3 separate regions of the Homo sapiens genome follow, and regions 2 and 3 are each linked to region 1. Evidence: chromatin contacts called from ENCODE Hi-C or POLR2A ChIA-PET data. All regions are on one chromosome and are shown on one strand. Each heading gives the region's core, a stretch centred on a gene start or an enhancer-like site at or near the end of the contact. The rest is flanking DNA. Distances are from core to core; before and after follow the strand shown.

The links. Hi-C counts contacts between places; a loop is a spot of excess contacts on that map. ChIA-PET counts read pairs that join two places held with the same protein, here RNA polymerase II (POLR2A). Pooled maps may share reads with other maps.
Region 2: a map of naive thymus-derived CD4-positive, alpha-beta T cell shows a loop between it and region 1 (4-fold over the local background). The contact joins the promoter of PRRC1 here to the enhancer-like site in region 1. A Hi-C loop is called at or near these places in 1 of 168 maps with a recorded cell type or tissue (naive thymus-derived CD4-positive, alpha-beta T cell) and 7 of 50 pooled maps. POLR2A ChIA-PET finds 5 or more read pairs at or near these places in 1 of 52 experiments (common myeloid progenitor, CD34-positive).
Region 3: POLR2A ChIA-PET joins it to region 1 with 12 read pairs in GM12878. The contact joins two enhancer-like sites. POLR2A ChIA-PET finds 5 or more read pairs at or near these places in 2 of 52 experiments (GM12878 and MCF 10A).

Annotation. Positions count from the first base shown.
Region 1 is chr5:126,445,148-126,448,898 of GRCh38, forward strand. All of the region lies in intron 1 of GRAMD2B (GRAM domain containing 2B), which reads left to right. Among named protein-coding and RNA genes, the nearest start is that of GRAMD2B, 24 kb to the left of the region's middle. RefSeq lists an enhancer at 1-878. Within about 2 kb of position 1,529, at least 10 of the 41 ENCODE cell types and tissues checked have a DNase peak (open chromatin) inside an H3K27ac peak, as active enhancers do.
Region 2 is chr5:127,515,858-127,519,415 of GRCh38, forward strand. PRRC1 (proline rich coiled-coil 1) reads left to right here and starts at 1,783. Exons shown (of 9, transcript NM_130809.5): 1 at 1,783-1,919. RefSeq lists a silencer at 1,651-1,720 and an enhancer at 1,781-1,960.
Region 3 is chr5:125,196,407-125,200,055 of GRCh38, forward strand. All of the region lies in intron 4 of LOC101927421 (a long non-coding RNA gene), which reads left to right. Among named protein-coding and RNA genes, the nearest start is that of LINC02240, 300 kb to the right of the region's middle. Within about 2 kb of position 2,310, at least 4 of the 41 ENCODE cell types and tissues checked have a DNase peak (open chromatin) inside an H3K27ac peak, as active enhancers do.

The sequences.
Region 1 (3,751 bases), core at 279-2,778:
CAGTGAACATACTTGTGCCTGTATCTTTATAACAGAATGATTTCTGTTCCTTTGGGTACATACCCAGTAATGGGATTACTGGGTCAAATGGTATTTTTGCCTCTGGGTCTTTAAGGAATTGCCACACTCTCTTCCACAATAATTGAACTAATTTACACTCCCACCAACAATGTAAAAGTGTTCCTTTTTCTCTGCAGCCTTGCCAGCATCTGTTTTTTCTTCACTTTTTAATAATCGCCATTCACTGGTGTGAGATGGTATCTCATTGTGGTTTTGATTTGTATTTCTCTAATGATCAGTGATGTTGAGCTTTTTTTCATATGAAAAATCCAGACAATCTTGAGGGCCAGCACAGCCTGAGGACTTGCTGACACAAAGTATTGACGGGCCAGAGGAAGTGGGCAGCCTGGATATCACATCACCCCATGTCTGCTGCTGCTCAGGTTTCTCTCACTGTCTCTTGGGTATGTGGTGGGGAGTGGGGGGTGAGGAGGGGGTGGGAGGGCAGATTAAAGAGAAGCAGCTGCAGCCTGAGGCACAGACAGGATGCAGAGTGACTCCATCATCCCACCTAGAGTCATGGACACCACCCACTTTGATACATTCTGTTCACAACCATAATTCCTTTCATGCTGATTCGTGTCATTGGGAATCTCTCTTCTTCAGCTTCAAGAGAGCCGAATCTGACTCAGGTGTTGAGATTGGGGAATGGCATTTCCATTTCTTCCTCTCTCCAGTATAGCCAGAGCAGGAAGGGCAAGAGAAAAGGGGTCCTGGTACCTGGTGATGTCAAAGTAGGCAGCTCCTACTGCTGTGCTAGCAAGAGCCATGTGGACTAGTGTGAGAACAGGAACTCTCCCAAGTCCCCTACTGGGTAACCAGATACCCAACAGTGTGCCTAGAGATGCTTTAGTCCACTCCAATCCTAAATACTACTACATTGTGCTAATAGTTTCCCTGAAAAACAGCCATATTTCACTCATTTTTTTAAAAATCAATTACAATTTTTAGCCTTAAGGTTTGATATTGGTATTGTGTTTATTTTTTCAAAGAATCTTTATCTTGTAGAGTTATACACTGCAATAGTTACAGATGAAAAGATAGTGTGGTCTGGGATTTGTCTCAAAACCAGTAGGAGGTAGGAGTGGTGGGCTACAGGTATATAGATGAAACAAGATTGCCTTGTTTATACTATTCTATCTACTTTGTACCTGTTTTCTATGTTATAAAATGTTCATAGTAAGTGGTTTAAACTTCAAAAATCATTTCTGAAAATAAGTGGATACCCTTATTTACTCAGCTGTGCTATAAATTTCATATTAACCCCCCAAAACTAGACCAGTCTGAGTGTTTCTAATAAAATCCAGCAGTAACCGTGACTGATTTTAAAACATTCACTGCTTCTCTTATCTACAATGCCTAGCTTCATTAGTCATGTAGAAAATGTTTACATTCCCCAAGCTTTTAAAAATTAAAAAAAAAAAAAAAAAAAACCTATGTGTTCTCAATTTGAGTAAGGTGTGACGGAGAGCAGCTCTGTGACACAGGCTGAGGGAGGAGGATTTGGTGTGGAGGCGAGGAAACTGGGGCCCTTACTAAGACACTGAAATATGATAAACATCCTTATGAAGATGCCACTCCCAGAAACTGGGACTTGAGCTACTCTTAGGAAGCCACAGACCATGGAATACAGATTCTTCTCCTGGAAACTTCTCCATTTCCAAGAAGGCATAAAATGAAGGAAAGCAATCCTCTTTCCTTTCCGTTTCTTGGAATCTAATATCTAAGCATTACCCTTTACACTCTAGCAAAGTAAAGCAAACTAAGGCATGACGGCCCCTCCCAGCAGTAATTATGAGATCATTTGGCCTCAGTAACTAGGCAGACTCCACTACCTTTCACCTAGTTTCGTGGGAAGAAATGGTAAAGCTCCCTCGATGGAAATGTTCCTTCTTTCGCCATAACCTTCACAGGATCCATCTGTCTAATCTTTGTCTGAAGGAATTGGAAGGGCAGGCGGTTGCCTCACCAAAAGCACCCTCAGTACTTTAGTCTACTGAATTATGGGGGGTTGTTCCAGAAGAGGATCCAAACCCCAGCAGAAAACTCCTGGCCTTTCCCATGCCAGTTTTCCCAAGCCCAGGAATTCCAAGTGAAGTACATCCATTCCTATTGCTATTTATACTGTCTGGTGTAGCCAAAATGGGCCCTGGGCTAGAAATCAGAAAGCCTAGGCCGGGCGCAGTGGCTCACGCCTGTAATCCCAGCACTTTGGGAGGCCAAGGCGGGCAGATCATGAGGTCAGAAGATTGAGACCATCCTCGATAACACGGTGAAACCCCGTCTCTACTAAAAAAATACAAAAAATTAGCCGGGCGTGGTGGCGGGCGCCTGTAGTCCCAGCTACTCAGGAGGCTGAGGCAGGAGAATGGCGTGAACCCGGGAGGCGGAGCTTGCAGTGAGCCGAGATCGTGCCACTGCACTCCAGCCTGGGCGACAGAGCAAGACTCCGTCTCAAAAAAAGAAAAAAAAAAAAAAAGAAAGAGATCAGAAAGCCTGGCCTTTAGAGCTGATTTAAGGAACATGAAGTCCTTAAGGTAAATGAATTGAACCTTTTTGTGGGGATACAGAGATGTGAAAAGACCAGGATCCTGCCCTCCAGAGGCATATGGTCAAAGCAGGGCAAAGACAAGTAAACAGTAGCCCATTTATAATTTTTTTTTTTTTTAAAAAATAGTCTCACTCTGTTGCCCAGTTTGGAGCACAGTGTGGCATGATCTCGGCTTACTGCAACCTCCGCCTCCCAGGTTCAAGCAATTCTTCTGCCTCAGCCTCCCAAGTAGGTGGGATTACAGGCATGCACCACCACATCCAGCTAATTTTTGTATTTTTTAGTAGAGAGAGGGTTTCACTGAGCAGGCTGGTCTCAAACTCCTGACCTCAAGTAACCCACCCGCCTCAGCCTCCCAAAGTGCTGGGATTACAAGTGTGAGCCACAGCACCTGACCCCATTTATAATTTTTAAATAAACCACATACTAAAGTGATACAGTTGCCATGACAGTCACAGGGTACTGGAAAGGAGCACAAAGAAGAAGAGGTCAGTCCTTAGGACCTAGAGGGGGTTGGGGAAGTTGCCAGGTAGGAGGTGACCCCATCAAGAGCTAAATCTTGAAAGATAAACAGTGCTTGCAAGGGACCACAGAGAAGGCATGGCAGCCCAGGAGGAGGGTGCTTGGGGGCAGCATGACAAGAGGTTCAAAGCCAGAAAGGGAGGCTTCACATTGCAGAGGACCTGTTTTCTGTACTCATCTTCAGCTTTATCCTGTAGGCAACAGAGAACCAAAGGGGTTTTAAAGGAGGAGAAGGAATGATATGATCATATTTGGGCTTTACAAAGATCACAGAGCACAGTGATCTTCCATATAGATGGAAGGAGGAGGGGTCACATATAACTCAAATGAGGTAGGGAGGTATAGTGGTCCAGGCAGGAGGCATTAAGGACCCTAGCTAAGCCAACCAAATTAGGGAAAGAAAAAGAGGGGACTTAACTGGAAAATATTAAGGAGGTAAAGTCTACAGGTCTTGGTGTCTGACCGGGCTTGGAAAGAGAAGGCTAGTCATAGTATGAGAGTAATAGAGGCTTCAGTCACTAAGATTGGAGTTGTGTGGGCCCTCAGCGAACTCATCTTTGTTTCCTTATTTGTGAAATGTGGATAACACCTGTCTTACATGCCGGCCTCAAACACCTG
Region 2 (3,558 bases), core at 533-3,032, 1.1 Mb after region 1:
GTCTACTCCAATTACTGTCAATATTACATCACTCTTTGTTGACTCCTCAAACTGCACATCACAAACAGTACTTACTTTATTTTCCTGTTCCTACCCTCTCTCCTATTATAAAGAACGCTCCCTAGGTATCAAGACCTTGTCTGTCTTGTTCGTTACTGCATTTCCAGTACCAATGCTCAGCACATTGCAGCCACTAATAAATATTTGCTGAAAGGATGGAGAAACCAACATACCTTATAGCTATTAAGGGTGTTGATCAGAGAGGATGAAGATGGTTATCTGTCTTTAGCACCACCCCAAACAGCACGATCCGGACAGTAACCTGGATCTCCACCTACACACATTCTTAGAGGATAGGAGCCACCGCCAAAGAAAACCGCCCATGGTAGTTGCACAGTGAGATCTGAAGTCAGAGTATTGCTACATAGTATTAACTTTTCAGTGAGGTATTTTGGAATGCTTACAACTGTGAAGCTCAAGAGATAGATTAATGTGAAATCTCTAAGTGAGTTCCTGAAAAAAAATTGAGAACAACAAAAACAATTTTTTATATATTTAATGCTAAGCAATTTAAAAAATGTTTTCGGACAGGTGCGGTGGCTCACGCCTGTAATCCCAGCACTTTAGGAGGCCGAGGCGGGCCGAGGTCAGGAGTTCGAGACCAGCCTGGCCAAAATGGTGAAACCCTGTCTCTACTAAAAGTACAAAAATTAGCTGGGTGTGGTGGCCTGTGCCTGTAATCCCAGCTACTCGGGAGGCTGAGGCAGGAGAATCGTTTGAACCCGGGAGGCAGAGGTTGCAGTGAGCCGAGATGGCGCCATTGCACTCCAGCCTGGGCAACAGGGCAAGACACCATCTCAAAAAGACAAAAAGTTTAAAAAATTTTCATATGCTCTATTTTATTTGAGTCTGTCACCTGCCTGATTTAGGGATGGTGGATAGTATTATTCTCAGTTTGCAGGTAGAAATATGAAGACTTATGGAGACTAAGTGACCTGTACAAGGGCAGGCAACTGTACAACTGGCATTAGAGTAGTCTCAGACTCAAATCAAGACTTCTGATTTGAAGTTCCTTATTTTCCTCTATCGCACTCCATTAATTTATTTAATGTACATTATTGAACACCAACTATTTCAGGTACTGTGTTAGGTGCAGCATATAATAAGAAAGTTGATAATCTGTCTATTTTACAATTAAAAAAAGAATGTGCAATACATGCACTTGGGGAAAAATTCAGTACAGTAACTGCTACTCTTCTCCCCTCTCCCTCTTCTCCTAATCCCTCTCTCCTGATATAATCACTGTTATCTGGAAATCTTTGACTATACAGGCTAAGTCCCCTGTATCTGCCGCGAGGTCCTTCCTGGAGGTGCTGACTGGACTAGCTGATGTTGGCTAGATGACCGCCAACCAGATGACCTTGGCTAACTGATCTTATCCCTTGGGCCGCTGTGGCACAGGATGAGTGAGCTACGCCTGGTAACAAGAGTGCCACTCTCGTGTAAGGGGGCTGCGAAGTAGAAAGGAGGCCAGCCCTTTGGAAGATGTTTCTAGAGGGTGTGGGCAGAACCAAGTCTCGGTAGTTAGGAAGATCTTGGCTCCAAAGTTTAACTTGCAGCGTCCCGGCCGGGTTCACAGCGCATGGGACAGGGGGGGCGGGGCGATGCGGAGGCGGAGCGGGGCGATGCGATGCGGGGCGGAGCGGGGCGGGGCGGCGACGCGCGGCGCGGTGCGGCGCGCGGCCGACGTGGCAGCCGCAGGAGCATGCGCCGCCCGTGGCCATCTTGTAGGCGGGGACACGCCGAGGTAACTTCCAGGGTGCGCCTTCGTTGTCTTCTCCAAGCTGTAGTTCTACGTCCCGACCTCCCTATCATACCACACTCTTCAGCGACCACGCAGGCACTTTCCCGGTCCCCAGGTGAGCGCCAGGTGGCTCCGAGGGGCGTGTATGAGGGGGGTGGCATGGCATGGCATGGCTTGCAGGCGCCAGAGCCAGACCCCGAGGGACGGTGTCCCTGGAAGGTGGGCGGGCCGGCCGGCGCCACTGGACGCCGATGTCGTTTGCGAGCCCCCTAGTCCCGTGGTCCAGGCTCAGCTGTGGCGGCGTGCGGGGTGCAGCAGGCAGGAGTGCACATCGCAAGGTGAGCAGTTTCCGCTGGGGATGGCACGGTGGGCGCGGTTCGAGGGTCTCGCCCCGCGACACTTTGCTCCTGTCCAAGGACCAAGGCAGGAGCGCTCTGGCCCCACCTTCCAGGGCGCTGACTTTAGGGGAGACTGGCGGGAGCGCCGGCGGACCTTAGCCCGGCCCTGTCTGGCCTGGAGACGTGGCAGAGCCTGAGGGGAAGCCGCTGTCTCCTGAAACAGGATTTCGGCCGCTCTGGCCCTGGAGAGGCCCAGGAGGCTCGAGAGTCATCACACCAGGACCTGCAATGAAAGGAAGCTTATTTTCCCTGAGGTTACCCCATCGGTGCTTAGCGCCGCTTGGGAGAGTTTTTGCATTCTCTCGTTTCTTTGTTTGGTCTTGGGACCTGCTTCAGGCAAATTTGCAGATAGCACGTTTCCTAGATTGACAGAATTTATAGCCAATAGTGTTTTTGTCATTCGAAGTAGTTATTTTGAGAGACAACATGTGCATTTCTGCGATCGTGACACATCTTGGCATTCAGTCTTTCTCCTGTGCAGCCAGTGTTTAATTCAGTGAAAATTTATAAAATTTTATTTCGGGGTCAGATTAGGCTCTAACTAGCGCTCACTGTTTGGTAGTAGAGACAATCTTGTGGCACGAGTAGGTCAGCAATAATTGCTCTTAATGCTTTAAAGTTTATCAGAGCTTCACTCTTCCATTTCTTGTAAACTTGTAAATAGACATCCACTTTTTTTTTTTTTTTTTAACAGAAAAACCAAGGCACAAGCAAATTGGAACAACAGGGTCTAGCCGGACTGAGAACTCAGTTTTCCAAACCATTTTCTTCACTTTTTCTTTAGTGTTGATATATGAATAGTACTTTTCGTGACAAGACTTGAGCCCTAAAACAGTTACCAACTCTGACACTTCAGTATTGTTTTATCATAATAGGTTTTTTTAGTAGAAGGCACTATGTTTATGCATGTAAAATTTACCTCAGTATTGCCATTACGGCAGTTTTCATATAAAAAGCCATTAAAGACAAAGAAATTGATTATTTATTCCACTTAATGACTTTGTATTCATTGTACAGTTTCTTTTGCAGACACATTTGTTAATGTTAGGGATTCTCTTACAATAGGACTTCTACTAGTCATTGTAAGGATTGGGGAGCATCTGTAGTAGAGGGTGAATGACCAATAAAAAATTAAATGAAGAAAAGAGGGAGCTTTGGTTGAGGAGTGGTAAAATCTCCAAAGGGGCATTTCTATCTCAGGTTATTTACCTTCGATGTATAGGTACTGAATGAAAGGATTCAGCCTCCCCGGATCCCTGTTCTCTGCTTAGTGCCATAGATCTTTCCTACGTTCACAGCCAAACTTTTTGAAAGTGTCATGCGTGTTAGTCTCACCTGCCACTGCTCGATTCAGTT
Region 3 (3,649 bases), core at 1,060-3,559, 1.2 Mb before region 1:
AAGATTTGGAAAACTTCTGAGAGAGACATCGTGTGAATTTTTCCTCCCTGCATGTCCGCACTGCAGGTGCAGAGTGGGCAGATAACACATGGAAGCCAGTGTGGCCCTATTTCCCCAGTGTTCACAGGACATGGGGCACAAAGGGCCAGCATCTTTTCGCTGTTGCTGCTTGCCATATTTAGTCACTGAGATCTGGAACGGGCCTGAGGAATGCTGAACTGAACTGTTGCTTATGTCATTAAAAACTCAACTAGGCAGAAAGCTAGGAATGGAGCAGTTGACAAAGATAAAGCCGAGAGCTCTGTGGCTTATCCTTAATTAGGTGTTGGCATTGGTTCTTGTCAAACAAGGGGAAAGAGAGTGTGCTGTAGCACACGGACGCACACAGACAGCCCTAGTCACAGTTGGAGAGAACACAAAGTGCATTCAAGCTGGCATTGAAAGGGATTTAGATAAGTACTCGAGGTAACAAAAATCGAAAAAGGAGGATGATAGCAATGGAAGCTTTAGATGAATTGCAACTGAGTGCACCTTTATTACAGCTTATCAGTCTCCAGACAGCTACAAACCAACCTTCCTAGTGCATTTCTCTTCGTGCTCTCCTGGATTAAAGGTCAAAGTAACTCAGATTTATATGTTCTGTCGCGCGGTCTCAGTCTCTCCCGTTGCTCACGTATATGGAGCCCATATCCCAGGGATTTGGTATCCCTGGCATGAAACTTTGCTCCTTGAATGAAGCAAAAGCCTTTCCTCATTGAAAAGGGTCCATTTTTCTAAAATAACTATCTCATAGGAAGAGGTTGCAAATAATGCAATATTAAAAGATCTCAAAGATGCTACTGGCATAAATACACACATGGCAACGTGCCAGCTCTAATCGTTCTTGTCCATAATTATGGTTATATTTTGCATCGATCTGACATATTCAAAAGCTAATATTCTGGTTTATTAGAACAGAGTCTATATGTATTCTCAACATACACAAAAGCTGTGTGTTTTCATAATATGTATAAGCACTTCAGACGGTAAGCTGTGCACATTGCAGCTAGCAGATGGTAGCTCTTATCACAGATAAAAGCACATATATATGTTTCTGTAACTACACCCTCAGAGAGAACGGATAAGAGAAGAATTCTCTCCACATCACAGCTTACATTACCCATCTACTTAGGCAGCAAACAGCATATGTTTTACTGCTGTGGAAAGGCAGTACTTGAGAGGAAAATATGATTAAAATAAACTTAGAGATAACCTGATGAATAAATACAAAAAACCCCTCTGTGTTAATTGAAAGTTAGGGTGTGTGTGTGCATGTGTGTGTGTGAAGGAAAGGATGTCTTAGTACATTCAGGAAGTAAGAAAATAAAGAGTACATCTTTCAGTGTTGCCGGGTAGAATGCAGGATTCCCAATTAAGTCAACTTTCAAATGAAAAATGAATAATATTTTAGTATAAGTATATTCCAAATTGTGCATGCTCCATATTCCATGCAATATTTGAGACATTCTTATACTAAAATATCATGAGTTGTTTATCTGAAATTCAAATTGGAGCCCCCTAGTCCCCCACACATCATAATTTATTTATTTATTTTGCTAAATCTGACAACCATAGTTTTCAGCTGCTGTTATTAATGGTTTTAATCAGTGTTCCCAGTGTTCCAGGTGAAAGGACAGCTATCAACAGGCAAATCTATTTTGGAAGATATGATTTCAAATATTTGTATGCTTTTTCTGTTCATACAAATCCAGCAAGGATTTTGAACATTTATCTGAATGATGCAGTCAATAATAAAGCTAGTATGGATAACTTAGGAAATAGATCTCCCCGCCCCACATCCCCAGTTTTAGATTCTGGTTTGGAACTATTTGGATAATTATTTCACTTCGGCTATACAAGCTTATCTTTTTTCCCCCATTTATGAATTTGATCTATTATTTTAGACTAAGATCTATTTGCAGTCATAAAATAGGAGACAGGCTTTAAACACTCTACAAGTACACATTTGTATTCTTATGGTGAGATAGGCATTCAACTGGAAGGTTAAATGGAGTTCAGATAATTTCTTTTTTTATTCTTTGCTCTGGCTTTTGTCTCATGTCTTTCAGCAAAAGTGAATAAAGATGTCTCCATTTTACACCAAAAGATTCAATTACTTTTCAAATGCTGGGTCAACATCTGCAGATGAACAATCTTAACCAACGTATTTTGATTCTACACAAACTTATGTGACACTTTTGTTTTCTCTCCAAGAGCAGAGAATAGATTCAAGCCTGCTATTCTGAGCTGGAGCTTCCACTGCCACTAGCACTGAACTTTTGGCAGGCAGCCAACCAATCTCTGTAGCCCAGTGAAACTGATTCCATCTGCTCCAGCAGTGCAATATATTCCACTTCAGGTCAAAAGCGGGGAGCCAGCAGTATTAACATTACACTAATCTGTAAAGACATTTTCACTGGGCTAGATAGGCTAATGTTACACAGGCTTTCAAAGCTTCAAGGGTAAGGAGCAACAGTAATTGTCAGGGGAAGATACAGTAGGCAGTGGATTCTTGCTGAGAATATTCCAAGATAGTCTAGATGAATGGTTCTAAAGAATGAAGAAAGAAAGAAAGAAATACCTTTTAAAAGAGACAAGTCATTTGCTATCTTGTTAAGCAGGTATTTCAAACACAGCTTTGGATCATATGTTTAGCAATTATAAACTCTATTGTCCTTTTTTTTTTCTCATTTACTCCTGTATCCCCAAAACTTCTTAAGCACACACGTTTACACACACACAACCTCAAAGCCTATTAAATAATTGATGAGAAGTACAATCTCTATTTAATCTCTATTTAAAAAACCTAGCTGGAAATAAATTGCTTAGTATAACCTTGGTGTTATAAAATGAGAACTATTTCCAAGCTCTTAACAGATTTGTTAAATAAAAGTGAGCATGTGGCTAACCCCTCCTCCATCTTCTCCTCCCCCTCTACTTCATCCCAGCTACCCCTCCCTGCTTTTCTGTGGTTTGTAGAAAATATGCATAGTTTGGGGATACACAGCTCTATAATCAATTGCTCTTTAAACATAAGATACCAAGGACTTTATTATAGGCCCTTAATGGAAAATACACTGAAGGAGAATACTCTGAAAGCAGATTAATGTATACGATGGAAATTTAATACCAGTAGCAGAAAGGGTCTTTTTCATTTCCCTAGTTCTTTGGTTGGGGGGAGAAAGGTAGTTTAAGATTCATGCCTTCAGGCACATCAGAAGGCATTAACAACTACATTTCAGGAAATTGTAATGTATAAAAATTCAATTTAGCCTGCTTGATTTTCTTTTAGTAGAAGAGGAAAAATGTTTGGCTGGAAATAAACCGTATGAAAATTCCCACAATTAGGAAGTATACAGCTATGTTTTTGCTATAATTTGATGTTATGCACAGTTGACGTGAAAAATTACTTTTGTGCTAGAATGATAGATTTCCCTCTAGATGGAAATATGCTATCTCTGTAATTTAAAAAGTAACAAAACCCACACATAATTTCAGTTTTCTTTCCTTACAGAGTAAGTGAAAATCTAGGGTTATACAAAGTTTTCACTTATCTTCCTCTTTTTTAAACTTAAATATGAAAGCTGTTTGGAAATTTGTAAAACTATTG